2 separate regions of the Homo sapiens genome follow, and region 1 is linked to region 2. The links are chromatin loops, found by intact Hi-C in ENCODE. Cell type or tissue: OCI-LY7. All regions are shown on one strand.

The links. Hi-C counts contacts between places; a loop is a spot of excess contacts. Peaks named below come from ENCODE experiments on the same cell type or tissue, not always from the same donor. Only the 100,000 strongest peaks of a DNase experiment are listed, where the experiment ranks them.
Region 1: it touches region 2 in a loop (5-fold over the local background); 4 of 110 quality-filtered maps call a loop at or near these places.

Annotation. Positions count from the first base shown.
Region 1 is chr2:8,548,974-8,556,973 of GRCh38, forward strand. No RefSeq gene overlaps it. Among named protein-coding and RNA genes, the nearest start is that of LINC01814, 31 kb to the right of the region's middle. In OCI-LY7, no CTCF peak of the experiment used is centred here; DNase peaks (open chromatin) are centred at 2,988 and 3,738; H3K4me3 peaks cover 3,410 bases; H3K27ac peaks cover 6,713 bases.
Region 2 is chr2:8,624,067-8,632,066 of GRCh38, forward strand. The region is part of intron 1 of LOC105373411 (a long non-coding RNA gene); the gene reads right to left. Among named protein-coding and RNA genes, the nearest start is that of LINC01814, 44 kb to the left of the region's middle. In OCI-LY7, CTCF peaks have their summits at 3,703, 3,906, 4,718 (motif pointing left) and 4,922; DNase peaks (open chromatin) are centred at 4,665, 4,935, 5,836 and 7,715; H3K4me3 peaks cover 3,881 bases; H3K27ac peaks cover 4,587 bases.

The DNA of each region.
Region 1 (8,000 bases), 75 kb before region 2:
AGGGAGCTGGCTGCCATAGAAAATACAAACTCGGAAGCATGCGCCAGGCCATCAGCACAGAGCAGGCACAGCTGCAGGGAGGGTGTGTGTGGCCCGAGGTGCCAGCACCGAGCTCAGGTTCCTGCTTCAAAACCCTTTCCTGTGACTTTCAGCTTTCCTCTTCCTTTCACAGTGATCAGCCTCTTTTCCCATCATCCAAATTCCAACCACTTCAGGGGACCTTCACCAAACTGGCAAGAATGAACATTTGGCTCCATTCAACAAACATTCATGCACCAAACATTTACCAAGCACTCACTTTGCATTAAGGGAGCCACCCTAGAACCTGTCTTCACGTCCCCTTCATGGCTTTGTGCATCTTCTCGAGGCCTCTGAGTATGTCATTTCTGTTCACTCTATCCAGATTAACAAGACGGCTCTGCACTTCTTCTGTGCCTGGACAGTCTAGGCCCTCACAAGCAGCAAGCAGTATCTCCACCTGGCCCTGGCCTCCGTGGGCTCACAGCTAATGATGTCTCTCTCATCATCTGCCCACTTTAACTCCACCCTCTCATTCTGCGTCAAACACTCTGCCGAGCCTTCCTGGAGACCCTTCAGAGCTGGTGATATGGTTTGGATGTGTGTCCCTTCCAAATCTCATGTTGAAATGTGATCCCCAGTGCTGGAGGTGGGGCCTGGAGGGGGGTGTTTGTGTCATGGGGGCCCTCATGAATGGCTTGGTACCCTTCCGGTGGTAATGAGTTACCGCAAGATCTGCTGGTTAAAGTCTAGCTAGGGCCTTCCCCGCTCTCTTGTTCCCTGTCTCACCATGTGACGCACCTGCTCCCCTTCACCTTCTGCCATGAGTGGCAGCTTCCTGATGTTCTTGCCTAAAGCAGATATGCCAGCTCCCATGCTTGTACAGCCAGCAGAACGGTAAGCCAAATACACCTCTTTTCTTTGTAAATTACCCAGCATCAGGTCTTCCCTTACAGCAATGCAAAATGGACTAACACAGTTGGGAAGAGAAGAGGTGACACATCTGAGACCCTCAGAGAACAAATTCAAGAGTTTTTAATGGAGAACCAGAGTGTACAGTGCCAAGGAGAGGCCAGCAGGTGCTGGGGCAGTAAGAAGAAGCTATAGGTGGGATGGGCCCTTGGCTGGCCTTCAAGGGTAGACAATAGTAATCGTGGGGATGGGAGCTGATACTGACTGAGTGCTAACACGATGCCAAGCGATGTGCAGGGGCTACCTTATTTAATCCTCACAGTCACCTCATGACACAGGCGTTATTCTTATTCCCATTTTACAGGTGAAGGGACTGAGGCACATAGAACCAACTAATTTACTTAAGGTTGTGCAGCTTGTAAATGGCAGAGCCAGGATTTGCACACAGGCATCTGGCTTCGGGGCCAGTGCTCTTCAACACCACCAGGAGAGTTTGGATGTGTCGGCTATCTATAGCTGTGCAATGAATTTCCCCAAGTTCAGCAGCCTAACGCAACACAAGTAGATTATGTCATAGTCCCTGTGGGCCGGGGACCTGGGAGTGGCCAGCTGGTCCCCCTGGCTCCGGGCATCTCACAAGCTGCAATCAAGCTGACAACCTGTGGTCATCTCGGGGCCTGCTTGGGGTAGGATTTGGTTCCAAGCTCACTCACATAGCTGTTGGCTGGAGACCTCGATTCCTTACATGGGGGCCTGTCCCGAGGCCAGTGACTTCCTTCAGGGTGAGTGACCAAGCAAAGGCATGAGTGACAGTGAGCAAGACATGTGGCCTCATCACGGAAGCGGCATATTGTCACCTTTGCTGTAGTCTGTGGTCTATCCACGAGAAGCAAGTCCTGAGATCCAGCCCACGCTCCAGGGATGGGCACGATGAGAGGCTGTGACAACAGCAGTGGGGGTCACCAGGCAGTCCTAGAGGCTGCCGGCCACACGGGCCCATGGAGGAGCCCAGGTCACAGACACCACTGTCCTTAGTTTGATTCTTCACCCAGGAGCCTGACTGTGTTCCTTAGGTAATAATAATAGCCCCAAGGGGAGCTAAAACTTGATTCCCAGTCTGAGAGATTTCTTCCTCCTGTTCCTCCCAGAATCCAAGTGCCAAATCAGACGAGCACGTCTTAAAGATCATCTGCGCGCTCGGCTATGTAAAGAAACACAAGCGTATTTGTATTTCGCTGGTGTCAGGCCGAAAACTTGGCACCATCCCTCACTCCTCCGCTCCCTTGCCATACGATTCCAGTCAGCCCCCAATTCCTCTAAAGCAGTGATTTTTTTCATCTCTCCTTTTCTCTTTGACTGCCCTCAATGAAGAGAAACCCTAATGGTCCTGGCGTTTCCACTGCTCCTTCAGTCACTCCCAGGTGTCATGATAAGGGCCCTGTCATACAGTCCTAATTGCTGTTCAAAGACCATCCGTGGCTCCCACAGCCAACAGGCAAGGACCATGCTTGAGTCTGGCCTGCAGGGCCTTCAGCTTCACAGCCCGGCCCACTCCCCACACCACCCCCTGGCTCCAGTCCCCCGGTCCACATGCCTGGCACCTTCCCACTTCTAAGCCTTCATCTACCCCTTTCCTAACCCTCAAATGCTTTTCCCATTCTTCTTACCCAAATCCTGGTGGCCCTTCAAGGTCAAGTTCATGCCCTCCCTTAATTATGAATTTTTCCAGATGACTCCAACTCTTCAAGGCTGGACTTGGCAAGAGGCAGTGTGTGTTCAGCGGGATCAGTGAAATCAAAACACTCATGACCACAAGCCAACTGCTCAGAAAATCATCTGGGTTTGCCTCCCCATGCCTGCACCCTGCTCTTGTCTTCACTACCTGGTGACTCCGTATGGGTCACCTGGACTTAGCCTTCCAGCTCTCCTGGGGAGCAGTTCTCAATTCCCTTCCCTCTGAACACCTGCTTCTATGCAGCCCCATGTGACTACTTTCTCCCTCCCCCAAATCTCCTTCTCCCCGGATCCGTTCTCACTACCCCACCACACCACCGTCAGGGCACAGCCCTCTCTAGACGCCCACTGCAGTCACTGTCTGGAAGATGACTCATCACATCCCCTCAGACCCCTGTGTAGTTTTCGATCTTTCTATCTAGTTCCCAACGAGACTTTGAGCACTTTCTTGACAAGTCCAATTCATCTCTGAATCCAGAACAGGGTGGGGACAGAGGGCATATACACATAATCCCAGGAAAGACAAAGGTGAAAATTGTCCATGGATATACCTTTGCGGGAAAAAAAAAAGAATACACTGAAGTGGCTTTACTCTATCTTCTTAACATTCAGAAATACAAAGCTGTCTTTCCACCCACAATCCCGGACTATAAACTCAGCAGCACACGCACAGAGGGTGTAGAGAACAATGGGGGCGAGCACAGGGAGGGTGCAGCCGAGTCCCCCTTTTCCACACTCGGGGGTGAGACAGCGGGGCCTCAGATGCAGATGTGAGAAGCGGATGTGAAGCAGATCTGGGAGGGCCTCAGCAGCCTCACACAAGACCTCCTGACATCAGCATACACCCCGTCTTCCCGACAAGTTTCCCTTTTCCTGGTCCCCATTAGAGAACACCCACATTACTCATTGCACAGTTACCGTTGAACTTTCTATTCTGACGTTCTCTTTTCACACTCGTTCAGAAATACACGCTGGTACCATTTCATTTGCTTTTAAATAGCACGCCGAAGAGGAGACATGCCCAGTGGTCTCCGAGTCATGCCCCACAGGATCCAGGTCATTTGCCTAAAAGGCAGAAGTCAGACCTGGTGAAAGCTCACAGGTAACAGCCGGGGGGCCGCCCTTGCACCTGGCATAGGCCTCACCAACCAGGTGCCTGTGCAGAGGTCTCTTAACTGTTTAAACTAAGGTAGGTTTTTCTGAAAAGCAGCCTCTCTCAGATTTTTTGGCCTCAGGACCACTTTGCCCTCTTAAAAATTATTCAGCATCCTCAAAAGCTTTTGTTCATGTGAGTTTAGATTTGATGGCATTTGCTGTTTTACAAATTAAAACTGAGAAAATTTTAAAATATGTATCAACTTGTATCAAAAATAACAATAATTCATGACATGTAAACATAAATTTCATATTTTAAGAAAAATAACTACATTTTCTTTCTTTCTTTTTTTTTTTTTTTTTTTTTTTTTGAGACAGAGTCTTGCTCTGTCACCCAGGCTGGAGTGGCAGTGGCCCAATGTCAGCTCACTGCAACCTCTGCCTCACGGTTTCAAGCGATTCTCCTGCCTCAGCCTCTCCAGTAGCTGGGGTTACAGGCGCCCACAACCATGCCCAGCTAATTTTTGTGTTTTTAGTAAAGACAGGGTTTCATCATGTTGGCCAGGCTGGTCTCGAACTACTGACCTCAAGTAATCCATCTGCCTCGGCCTCCCAAAGTGCTGGGATTACAAGCGTGAGCCACCGTGCCCCAGCCACTATACTTTTCAAAACAAAAATATCAGTGAGAAGAATGGCAATAATTTATGCCTGTTCAAAGCTCCTGGGTGTCTGACTTAGAAAACAGCCAGGTTGTCAGATCTGCTTCTGCCCTCAGCCTGGGCCATTAGATCACTTTAGCTGAGGCATGTGAAGAAAATTCAGCCCGAAACAAATATGTAGCTAGAAAAGAGGGACATGTCTGTAATAGACTTTTCAGACAATTGTGGCTATTCCTCTTCCATACTATACCAAAATTCAAATCATGATAGTTTCTCATAGGTTAGCTGCACTGTTGAATGAGAACCCATCTCACCTATTTTTTTTATATGACTACATTAAAATCTATTAGCTATCCTGCACTTTGAATAGATCATTTGTTTACCCACTCATGATTTTGCAATAAATGTATTGGTCATTTGGCAAATATTGATTCACTGACGTGTGATCTATCAAACGTCAACACATTTCATTACACAGCCAGTGCATTAATATGATCATGAATTCCATCAGAAAAGTCCGGAGGTGTTAGGAAGCTATCAAGCTCACAGCAATGGATACAAGTTTTCTAAAATTTTAATTTTCACACGAAAGGTCTAATTGTATGGCAACAGATACTATCAGTTATTTTTCCTGAAGCCACAGGCTTACTTCATTTATTTTCAAGAAAATGTCTGCCAAATATCCAAGTCTGGTTAACCTAGTTTAGGTTACAGAAGTCCCTCTCAGCTCTAAAAGGCCAGCCTCTTACAGAAAGTTCTGAGGGTCTTAAAGTTCAGGGCAAAGCAAAAAAGAGACCTCCAGGGAGATATTCCCTGCAAGCAGCTCCCAACAGCCCAGGGAATGACGATTAATTTGAACCGCATTTTCCCAGGGCATTGGTAAGAGGTCAGCCTACTCCACAGCTGATCTCTAAATCCCAAACCCAGCATCCAGTGTAGAAATGATGAAAATGGCCAATACATTCTTCTGGCAGTTGGTGCAGTGCTCAGTGCATGAAGGTTGAAGTAACCGTGCAGTGTGGGGCACCAGCCAAGACGCCGTTTCTACCTGGGGGCTGTCTCACCGTGCAGGAGGCGCGTTTGCTCCACAGTTTACTGTCAGCATCATACATACAGGTAACCAAAACCCTTGTCAACGGCCACAGGCAACCATCAATAGTGAGCACAATGTAACCAACGAAGGCTGGGGTGTGAAGAATCCAGCCAGCCTGATAGGCAGGGCACCATGCTGCAGTCAGGAGACCTGGGTTCCGGGGCCAGCCCTGCCTCCAACATGCTAGGGACCATGGCCAAACCACTTAATGTCTTTGCATGGGCTTCTTTGCCCTATAAAATGGTCAGGGGTGAGGTAGATGAACTCAACAGGTGCTGAAATTCTCCTCTAAGAAGTAGAGATATAATTACAAGATGTCAGCGCATAATATCATGTGTACCCACCCTAAAAACTCCATGAACCCCCAATGGACACACAAAAAAAATCATTGCTTACAGGTAATATTACTTTCTAACCAAAGTTTTATTTTAGAAATTTTAAAATATTGTCATAACCGAGAAGAAAAGTCTGTAGGATGGCAGGTGATGTTGGAGCGGGGTTAAACAAATAGACCACTGGGACATGTTAGAGTCTAGAAACAGATCCATTATAAATGGAAATTTAATATGTGATAAGGGAGGCTGAAGCAGCTTTAAAACATATCCACAAATTATTTGACATTTCTCCCATTGAGAAGTGAGGTTTATGTCCCCTCTGTTTGAATCTGGGTGGACATGTGACCGTCCACCAATGGAAGTGACATGTCTGACTTCCATGGTGAGGTCACAAAAGGCCATGCAGGTTCTTCCCTGTTCTGTTGCAACACTAGCTCTTGGTGTCCTAAGCTTTCATGAACAATTCAGACCACCCTGAGGCCTCCATACTGTGAGGAAGCCCAAGCCATATAGATGCCAAGTTAGGCACTCCAAGGACTGTTCCCAGCTGAGCCCAACTTTTGAGTCATCCCAGCCCAGGTACCCAAACACGTCAGTGAAAAACCCTTAGATGATCCCAGTCCCCCACTGTTCACACCACCCCAGCCACTCAAGTCTTCCTAGCTGAGGCCCCAGACATGGTAGAGCAGAGCCAGATAATCCCCATTCTGCCTAAATTCCCAGACTTCAGAGTTCACGAGCAGAATCAAGTTGTGATTGTTCTGTGCCACTAAGTCTAGCGGTATATGTTCTGCAGCAATAGATAACCAGAACAGTAAATGTTTCTAATCACTGAAAAAATACCAACCTTTCAAAAAGTGATAGAAAGACTTAGAAATTATTTTTAAAATAATTTAAATTATAATAAATATTATACAATATATAAACAGTATAAAGTATAAAATATTTTAAATAATTTTAAAATATTATTGTAAATATTTTAAATTATAATTTTAAAATATTTAAAAATAAATTTTAAATGGATTCATGAAATTTTATTATAAAATTATTGAAATAAATATATAAGAAGCATTTTTTAAATCTAGGGATGGAAAAGTGCTTCATAAGTGTTACTCTCCCTTCACCAGCAAAAAAAAAAAAAAACCCAGATGAAATAAGAAAAAGATTGACAAGTTTGGTCACATAAATATAAAAATGTTATGACCAAAGGCACCATAAACAAAGTTTAAAGCTAACTTGCAGAAAGGCAGAAAGGATACACAGCATGGATAACATCTACAGTATGGAAGAGCACCGACACATTCTAAAGGACCAACAATTCAAAAGAAAATAAAGCAATGAATATCAGCAGATAATTCACAGAGAAGATATATAAATAAAACAGTAATCATATAAAAAAAGATGTCAAACTTTATTAGCAATGAAGCACATCCATATCAAAAAAAATTCAAAAAACCCAAAAATATATTTTACCCATTATATTGCTGAAAAGTTATACCGATAGGAACATATAAAAGATGTACTATTATATGATTGATAGGAGTGTAAATTATGGTAGTCTTTTCAAAGGACAACATTAAATCTATCAAAATTTTAATCTTCACACTTTTTTACCTAGTGAGAAATTTCCAGTTGTCTATGTCATGGAAATATCCCCATATGCCCATATGTGCAGAAAAATGTAGGTAAAACGATGGTAACTGCCGCCATGTAAAAGCAACCGACTGAAATAAACCTGAATACTTATCAGTAAGTGTTTGTCCAAATAAACTTCGAGCAGACATATTATAGATTATTGTGCATCATTTTAAAATAATGAGGCAAATGTACACATACATATTTAGAGGTTAAGAAAAATGCCTGGGAGAGACACCCTGAATTGTTCATAGGGATTATTTATGGGAGAAAGCAGGTCGGGCGATCATGATTAGAAGAGCATTTCCCCTTTCGCTCTATGCTCTTCTGCATTGTTTCTTCATTTATATGTATGAGAGCATGTGCATGAATTATCTGTGTAAGTGTTATCAATTAGAGACTTTTAAGTTTAGGCATAAGAACCTTTTAAGTCTTCTTTGTGAGAGTCCATGATCCATAATCCTGGGTCCTCCGGAGCCCAAACCCACCCCACCTTGCCAGCAGCCAAGTTTCTCTGTA
Region 2 (8,000 bases):
ACAGAGCTTCCTGGATGCAGTGGGCATCTGAGAACAGGATAAAAATCTGCCCTAGGTCTATGGGAACTGGGCCTCCCATCCCAGGAACTGTGCCACCTGTGACAGGTCACTGGGGAATGCCCCACTCCCTCCCTGGGCACGGAGGAGCTGAGGAGGCCCTGACCAGTCATGTGACTGGACTGCCGAGCTCCAGCCAGCCCCACGTGTGGGCAGCACCCTGGCCTCCAACCCAGCCACACAATGCTGCAAAGCGACCACCTGGGCAAAGCCAGGGCTCCGAGGCACAGGCAACCACGATGTCCTGGCCACCAAGGGCTGCTCTAGCAGGGACCTGTCTTTGGCAAGCTGCCCTAATCTAATCAGTGTCTGAACACAGCAAGCAGTGCCCACCCGCAGGACCAGAACACAGAGGAAACCCTTGAAAACTGGCCCAGGACTAAGCTTCCCTCTGAGTCAAGCTGCGTCTCTGAGCCTCTGCCCAGACATCCCAGAGCATTCGGTGCTGGTGCTGAACACAGCCCCGGGGAAGGCGCCCTGCCTCCAGACTCACCTTCTCCTTCTTCCTTCCCTCTTATTGTCCCTCCCAGGATAATTAAACAATAATGATTAGTGCCAAAAAAAACAACATGTCGTTTTCCTGGGGACTCGGTTCTTGAGCTTTCTGAATAAGGAGGCAGCGTTGATCGGGAGAAGTAGGGCAGGGGCAACAACTGGGGCCCTAGAGCAGAGGAGTCTTCCATTTCCTCATCTCTAAAATGGGTCACACATGGTATTTCTGCTGCTCCGGGATGACCCCTCAAAGCAAACTGCACCCGGGATGTCCACTTCAGCTGCTTCGCACCCCGAGGTTACACCTGGTCAGACTGCAGGACTGGCCTTTCTCGTCCAGTCTGCAGCAGGGCCCTTGCCACCCGCCCGGCCGGGTCCAGCAATGGGCCCCAGTGTCATCATTCAGGCCCAGGCCCAACTTCTCCCCAGAGGCTGGAGGGGCTGGGGTGACCTTCTAGGCACATCGGGGCACAAAACAGAAGGCGGGAGATGCACACTACTTCTGCCTAGCAGTCGTGCCTTTCCCTCTTCTGTGGATAAATGAGTCACTTTTTCATTGTCCCAGTACAAATAGAATTTGGCTGAAAGGTCTGGCGTTCATGGGGCTCATTTCGCGTTCTTTTGATAGTTGTATTCTATTTGTCACACATGGTATTTCCTTCCCTGTGGCAGGTGGTTGGGGAGGGGAGGTTCCCACCCCCAAAAGTGAAGCGTAGGGTCTGGAGATTTCCTCACTAATCCACTGAACAGATCCTGATTGAGGGTCTACCTTCTAGAAAGGAGAGAGAGATAATAAATGATAAGCTTGGTACATAAATAAGTTATGTAGTAGGTTAAAGGTCACAATACACAGAAAATAGAAGACTGGGGAAGGTGAACTAGGGGGTGAGGGAAGGTGGGGGCAGGTTGTACATTAAATAGGTTGGTCAACATGGACCTCATCGAGAGATGAGATTACAGCCAAAGCCAGGGTCAACCAAGAGGGACTGTGGGTAAAGACCATTCCTGGTAGAGGGAATGGCTGGAATGAGGCTCCCAGGGGAGAGTGTGCCTGGAGCACGGGCAGAGTCCTCCCCAGTCCAGACATCTGGTCCACCCCTGACCCCCGATTCTGATCTGGGCATCTTCTGGCAACAGGATGGGGGCCAGGCCTTGCCCCCAGGAGCCCGAGCCCAGCCAGGTCTAGCAACTGAGGCCCTGTGTCCCTAGCCTGCCCAGATGTCCACGTGTGACCCACTCCTGCAGAAGCGCTCTGCTGCACCGGGATGACCCCTCAAAGCAAACTGCACCCGGGACGTCCGCCTCAGCTGCTTGGCACTCTGAGTCAGCCTGCAGGACCTGCCTTTCTCATCCAGCCCGTGCCACCCACCTGGCCGGGTCCAGCAGTGGGTCCTACCACCATCGTTCAGGCCCAGGCCCAGCTCCTTTCCAGAAGCTGGAGTTTACGAGGCCATGCCGCTGACCACACTGCCAAGTCGTCCCAGTCACCAGGCACAGCCACCAGGAGCGCTGGGTGGGACCGGAGGCAGCCCTAGAAAACGGGGCTGCCTGGAGGTGAGCAGACTGGTGGACGATGGACGCAGGCCAGATGCGGGGACCACAGATGCGCTGCTGTGAGGACAGAAAACAGTTGCAGGTGTCCCAGAAAGCGTTCCAAAGAGGAAGGCCCTCTCACCCCTGGAGCACGGTTTCCAGGCCCCCAGCCCACAAGGACAGCCCCTCTGTGTCCAGCCCTAGATCCCACTCACACCTGCCTTGAAGCGCTGGCTGTGGACATGCTTAAATCTACTCACATGTGCCTCAGACCTGGGTTGGGGGTGGGCAGGAATTTCCAAAATCTTTTTAGACGGATTCAGATTCTTTTTAGCTATCCAATCCTTTCTTCAAATGAAATGGGGCTCATGAAGAACCCCAGTAGACAGAGCGGGACATGAAGCGGGTTGGAGGGAACGCTAGGACCCTCACTGGAGCACCCACACTCACCCCCGACAAACCCCCCAGGAGACCACGGCCCCCAAGAGCAGGGGTGGCTGCGCTCCTCACAGCCTGTGGCTCACAGCTCACAGCGGAGCTGCAGGCCCAGCTGAGACGAGGCGGCAGAGAGTGGAGTGGATGAGCGGGGTGTGCGAGAGTGTGTCTGTGACAGTGAGTGTGTGTGTGTATGAGAATGTGTGTGAGAGTATGTGTGAGGAGTCTGAGAGTGTGTGTCTGAGAGTATGACTGTGTGTGTGGAGTGTGAGAGTATGTGAGTGTGTGTGGGAGTGTGTGTGGGAGTCTGTGTGTGGGAGTCTGTGAGTGATAGTGTATGACTGTGTGTGAGGGTGAGCATGTGTGTCTGTGTGATAGCAATAGTGTGTTTGTATGTGTATGATTGTGTGTCAGTACATGTGTGAGTGATGTGTGTGTGTGTGTGAGTGTATGTGAGAGAGTGTGTGAGTGTGTGTGTGAGAGAGGGAGAGAGAGAGGGAGAGAGAGAGGGGAAAGGGCTATCAATGTAATTTGCCTCTACAGCTAAACACACAGGCCGTAATCATAGCCATTTTACTAAATGCCCATAAAACTAAAAAACAAATAGGAAACCTCCGGATTACAGGGCCTTCTCTGAGCAGGGAGTGGCGCAATCAAGTGCTATCTGCGCTAAGTCCCAGCTTGCAGTGAGTGACCCAGGAGGCGCGGGTAAACAGAGAGAGGACCCCGTTCCCTGTCCCCCCCATCAAACCTCCAAGGCTGAATGCCTCCGAGGCTGAGCGCCGGGGGAACGGGGGGCTTCCTGGGAACGCAGTCCCCTCCGTGTGGGGGTCCTCAGCTCCCCTGTGTGAGCCTGTGCCATGCGGAACGGGACCACAGCCTCAGCCTCACAACGTGCCTGTGACCCAGCGGGAGTGGAACCCAGGCCTCTGGCACCGGGGACCCTCAGAACCCTGCCTGCAAGGGAACCCCAGACTTTGAGGGGAACAGCCTCGTGCAGCCCTCATTTCTCCCTTACAGCTGTGGGACTTCACAGACAAGCAAAAGAAAGGGAGCATTTTAGCAAGAGCAGCCTCAACGCCACCCCCTAGAGAGCAGAAAAAAAGGGATGCTACCCCAGGTCTTACTCTAGGGTCTCCCCTCGGCCACACTCCCTGCCTCAACAGAATCTCAAGCGCCAGAATCACCAAAGGACATTCTAAGTGTCATTCCGCCCTGAGTGTCAGAAAATGCCTGCAGTGGATCCTCAGTGGCCTCCGCTGATGTAAGGAGGGTGGCCCGGAGGAGGCCGCCCTGCAGAGGGCTCCCCAGCACAGCAGCCGCGGGGACCCAGCACGCCAGGCGCACGACAGGGAGCAGCCGGTAGCCGGGGCAAAGTCTGCAAGGATCCAAGCAGGACCTGCCCCACCCTGGTTCCACCCTCACTTCTTGATGCTTGCCTTCCAAAGACCTGGGGACTTACCTGTCCCCTGAAAGATACGTTTACCAGGTAACAGCATCTTCCCAACCCCCACGAACCTCGCACTCCAGGCTGTGTGCACCTCAGATCTCTGTGGAAGTGGCATCTACTACTGAAAACATTTTTTTGGCAGAAAAAAAAAAAACCCTCAGCTTTAAGAGACTATTGCTGGCAGTGCAGGCTCCAAGCAGACCCAGAATCAGGCCTAGCCAGGCCCTTCCGGCAGCCCCCTCAAGCTCCGAGCTCCCTCCCAGCAGGGCGTCCCTCCGCTGCACCCTCATGGATGCCCCATCCACCTGATGGCAGCCCCTCCTTAGTTCTGGCCACTCCTTCAGCACCAAGGCCTGGGAGGTGGCTTAGGAGGTGAAGAGGAAGGAGCAGCAGGGATGCCCCGAGGCAGACGCCCGGGAGTCATGCACTAGGGCCTCCCAGGGCTGACTGGGCCAGGCACCTGCGCAACCCTCACTGACATGGCACGGAGAAGGCAGTTGGACGGTTCCTGGTGGTCTCCATTCTTCATCTCCTGAGCTCCTCTTACACTGGGGTCAGCCTCCCTCCCCTGGCTGGCACAGGGCTGGTCTCAGCCAAACCCTGTGTCCCTGCCATCTACATCAGTCGGTCCCATGTGAGAAGGAGTGACTCAGGCACTTTGTAATGCAAGATCGTTTACTTCAAGGCGCAAGAGGCTGAACCTGCTTACCCCACCTGGCCGGGAGCCCCCTTGTGGAAGAGAAAGCGGAGGGTTGGGGCGGGCGGGGGGACCGGTGCCCCACCCTGCAGAGTGCTAGCTGAGTTAACCTGCCACAAAAGTATTAGATATCTGGGATAAAATGATCATGGGTGGTGTCACCCCCTTCTTATTAAAATTCTGGGGCCAATGGTTTCATGTGGTTTGAGAGAAAGAATGCTCCCTGGCTGGGCACAGTGGTGCACAACTGTGGTCCCAGCTACTCAGGAAGTTGAAGTGGGTGGATCACTTGAGCCCAGGCAGGTCAAGGCTGCAGTGAGCCGTGACCGCACCACTGCACTCCAGCCTGGGCGACAGAGCAAGACCCTGTCCCCCCACCAAAAAAGACAGAAATGTTCCCCTACGTTTCTTACATAAAGGCAAGACCAGCACCCGCCCCCCGCCCCTGCCACCTTGTCTCATGGATGCTGTCTGTGCCTTTAAGACGCCCAGTGGACGCACACGCCCGAGAGCTTAGAAAGTATTGCCTGTCACCGCCAGATTTTTTTTTAGGTGTGCAAACATCCAGAAATCAGCATGGTTCTAATTTCTACTTGACAAGTCCATGTAGTTAATTTTAAAATGAAAATTGTGTCCGTTTCAAACTTCTCTTTCCTCTTTTTCACACTAAATACCAATACCCTTGGTGCCAGACTCTAGAGTCTCTTTCTATGGGCAACATTGGGAGTAAGGATGGGACCTTCCCCACCGCCTCACCCAGCAGGCTGTGCATTCCCAGCCAGTGCCTGGGACAGGAGAGCCATCTGATAGTTGTCCATAGAAGGAATGCCTGCTCTGGCCTGGTATGAACACACGCAGCCCAGGACCTCCAGGCCACCAGTCACGTGTGGGAAGAGAGGGTGCAGCCCCTCCCTGCAGCCCAGAGAGCAGGAGAATCCAGCCCTGGGGACCGCCTAGGGCTGGACTATGGCCCCACCACCCCACTTGCTGTGTGACTCTTGACAAACTACACAATTTCTCTGTGCCTCAGTTTCCTCATCCTGTGAAGTGGAGAGTGTTACAGAAGCCACCAAATAAAGCAGCAGCCACCAAATAAAGCCCCTGTAAGGATTAAGAGAAAAAATGTAAGTGAATAATGACATGTAGCCAGGTTGCACGGACTGACACTCCATCAACAGAAATGCAGAGGGCTCAGTATGTTTATGGTTGATCAAACTGATTCACAGAAAATGTAATGAGAAAGCACCCTGCCACCTGTCATAAAATTCTGATTTATTTTACCCTAAAAGTCACTTTATAAGAAATCAAAGGCAGCAGACATGATCATTCACTAAGCAATACACATATAATTAGTGAATGCCTCTGTATGTACATCATACTTTCATACGTTTATTTTATAGGACATTGGGCTATCATTATTATGTATGAATAATCTTAAGGTGGGATATGCTCACCTTTAATAATTCAGGGAACAGTATTTTTACTCATAAAGTCATAGAGTAAGTGCTCACGAATGTGCTGTTTCTAATGGGATATTGTACTTGGTTTCACTGATTTCTCAACTTAAAAGTCCCAAAATTTTATTTTCCAAAAAATCTGCTTAGAAAAGTTCCTATTCTGGCTGAATCCAGGTATGATTGCCTTTATCCAAAATGGATTATTCATCATTCTAAAACCTGTAGGTGCTTAGGGGTTCAGGGTAAGTTAGGTAAATTAGGTGGGTTCAGAGTAAATTAGTTAGGGTTCAGGTGCTTAGGGGTTCAGGAATATGGTTCCCAAGAAAATGGATAAAACACACACTTGAAACTGAGGGGCGGGGGGGCAGGGGGTCGGGGGAAGTTCTTCAAACTGGGACCCTTTCGTTTGGAAGCAAGAAGTTAAGAGTTTCCCCCCACGCAGCGTTTGCCCCTCCGTGGCCACTGCCCCACCCGGCTCTGCCCTGGTGGTCACCGCAGGATCTTGGACTACCACCCGCGATTGTTACCTGGGTCTCCCCACCTCCCCTCCCATAAACATTAACTCATCGTGCTTTTGTGTTTCCCAACCCCATACAATGCGTCCTTCCCAAGGCCATGGGCTACTTCTAAGCCTAGTTAATCCTCCTCGACAGGCTGATGGAGCTGGGATAAGAAGTTGCCGAGGAGTCTCTGTGGCTGAATAAATCCAGACCACCCTCTCCCACTGCACGTGTCCCCACAGGCTGAGGGCCTGGGCCCATGGGGGGCTGCGCCATGGTGGGACCCAGACTTGTGGGCACGTGGCTTCCCATCTTCTGGGGCAGGCAGGACAGCGGGGATCCAATCAGCACAGTTCACAGCCCATTGGCCAGAGCACATCACTCACCTCCCCTGGAGCTAGGAGACCCCAGGGTGCCAGGAATTAAATACAAGCAGGAGCACCAGGAACCTGGGCCGACCTCTCTGGTCATGCCTCTGTACCCACCACCTTAAAGCTTCTCCAAGTCTGCAAAGCCCCCTCCCAGCCCTTCCCCTTGGCCACCATAGCATCCTCTGCGTAGACCTGGCCCCTGTCCCTGCTGACCCCTGCTCCCAGGCACTCTTCTCCTGCTCCACACGCTCCTCCCAAGCGCCTTTGTCAGAGGCAGTACCTCTCATTGCAGACCCCGGAGAGACAGGGTGGCAGGGTGAGGCACTGCGGGGCGAGAAGTGGAGCCGCCCAGACAGGAAGCCGGAGTCCTGGATGGTGGTGGTGCCCTCTCAGAATCCGTGGGAAAGCAGCGGGGTTGGAGGACAGCACCCTGAGAGGGAGGAAGCTCACCGGGCATGAGACACTGATACTCAATATCTGGCAGGAGGGACTCCCCAAGCAGACCCCAGCAGGCCTTCCCGATGCCCCCAGGCAAAAGCAATTTCCCTCTCTGGAGTTCCTCCAATGCCCTGTGGCCGTGTCCCCAGCACTGCCTTGTTTTAGGGTCCCCTGTGCACGCACCTGTCCCCAGCTAACAGAAAGCTCTGAAGGCAGGTGCAAGGCCTCACTCCTCCCTCTCCAGCCCTCATGCTTTGCTGTAAGCAGCTCCGGGCCCATTCGTTCAGCTCAACGGAGCAGCTTCCGGAGCCCAGAGGAAGTCACCTCCCAGGTGCAGCCCCCTCCCAGGGCTTGTGAGGAAACACTGTGAGCCAGAGCCCTGCAGGTCAGCTAGAAGGAGGGGGGTGAAGAAGCGTATTTCTCTGGATTGGCACAGATGAGGCATCACCATGCAGGCAGATTAGGGGGAAGGTTCTGGAACCTCCTGGCTCACATCCCTCACTTCCTGTGGCCCAGTTTCCAGCCCTAGACTTGGGTCTCACTGGGCTAATATCAAAGTATAATAAGCAG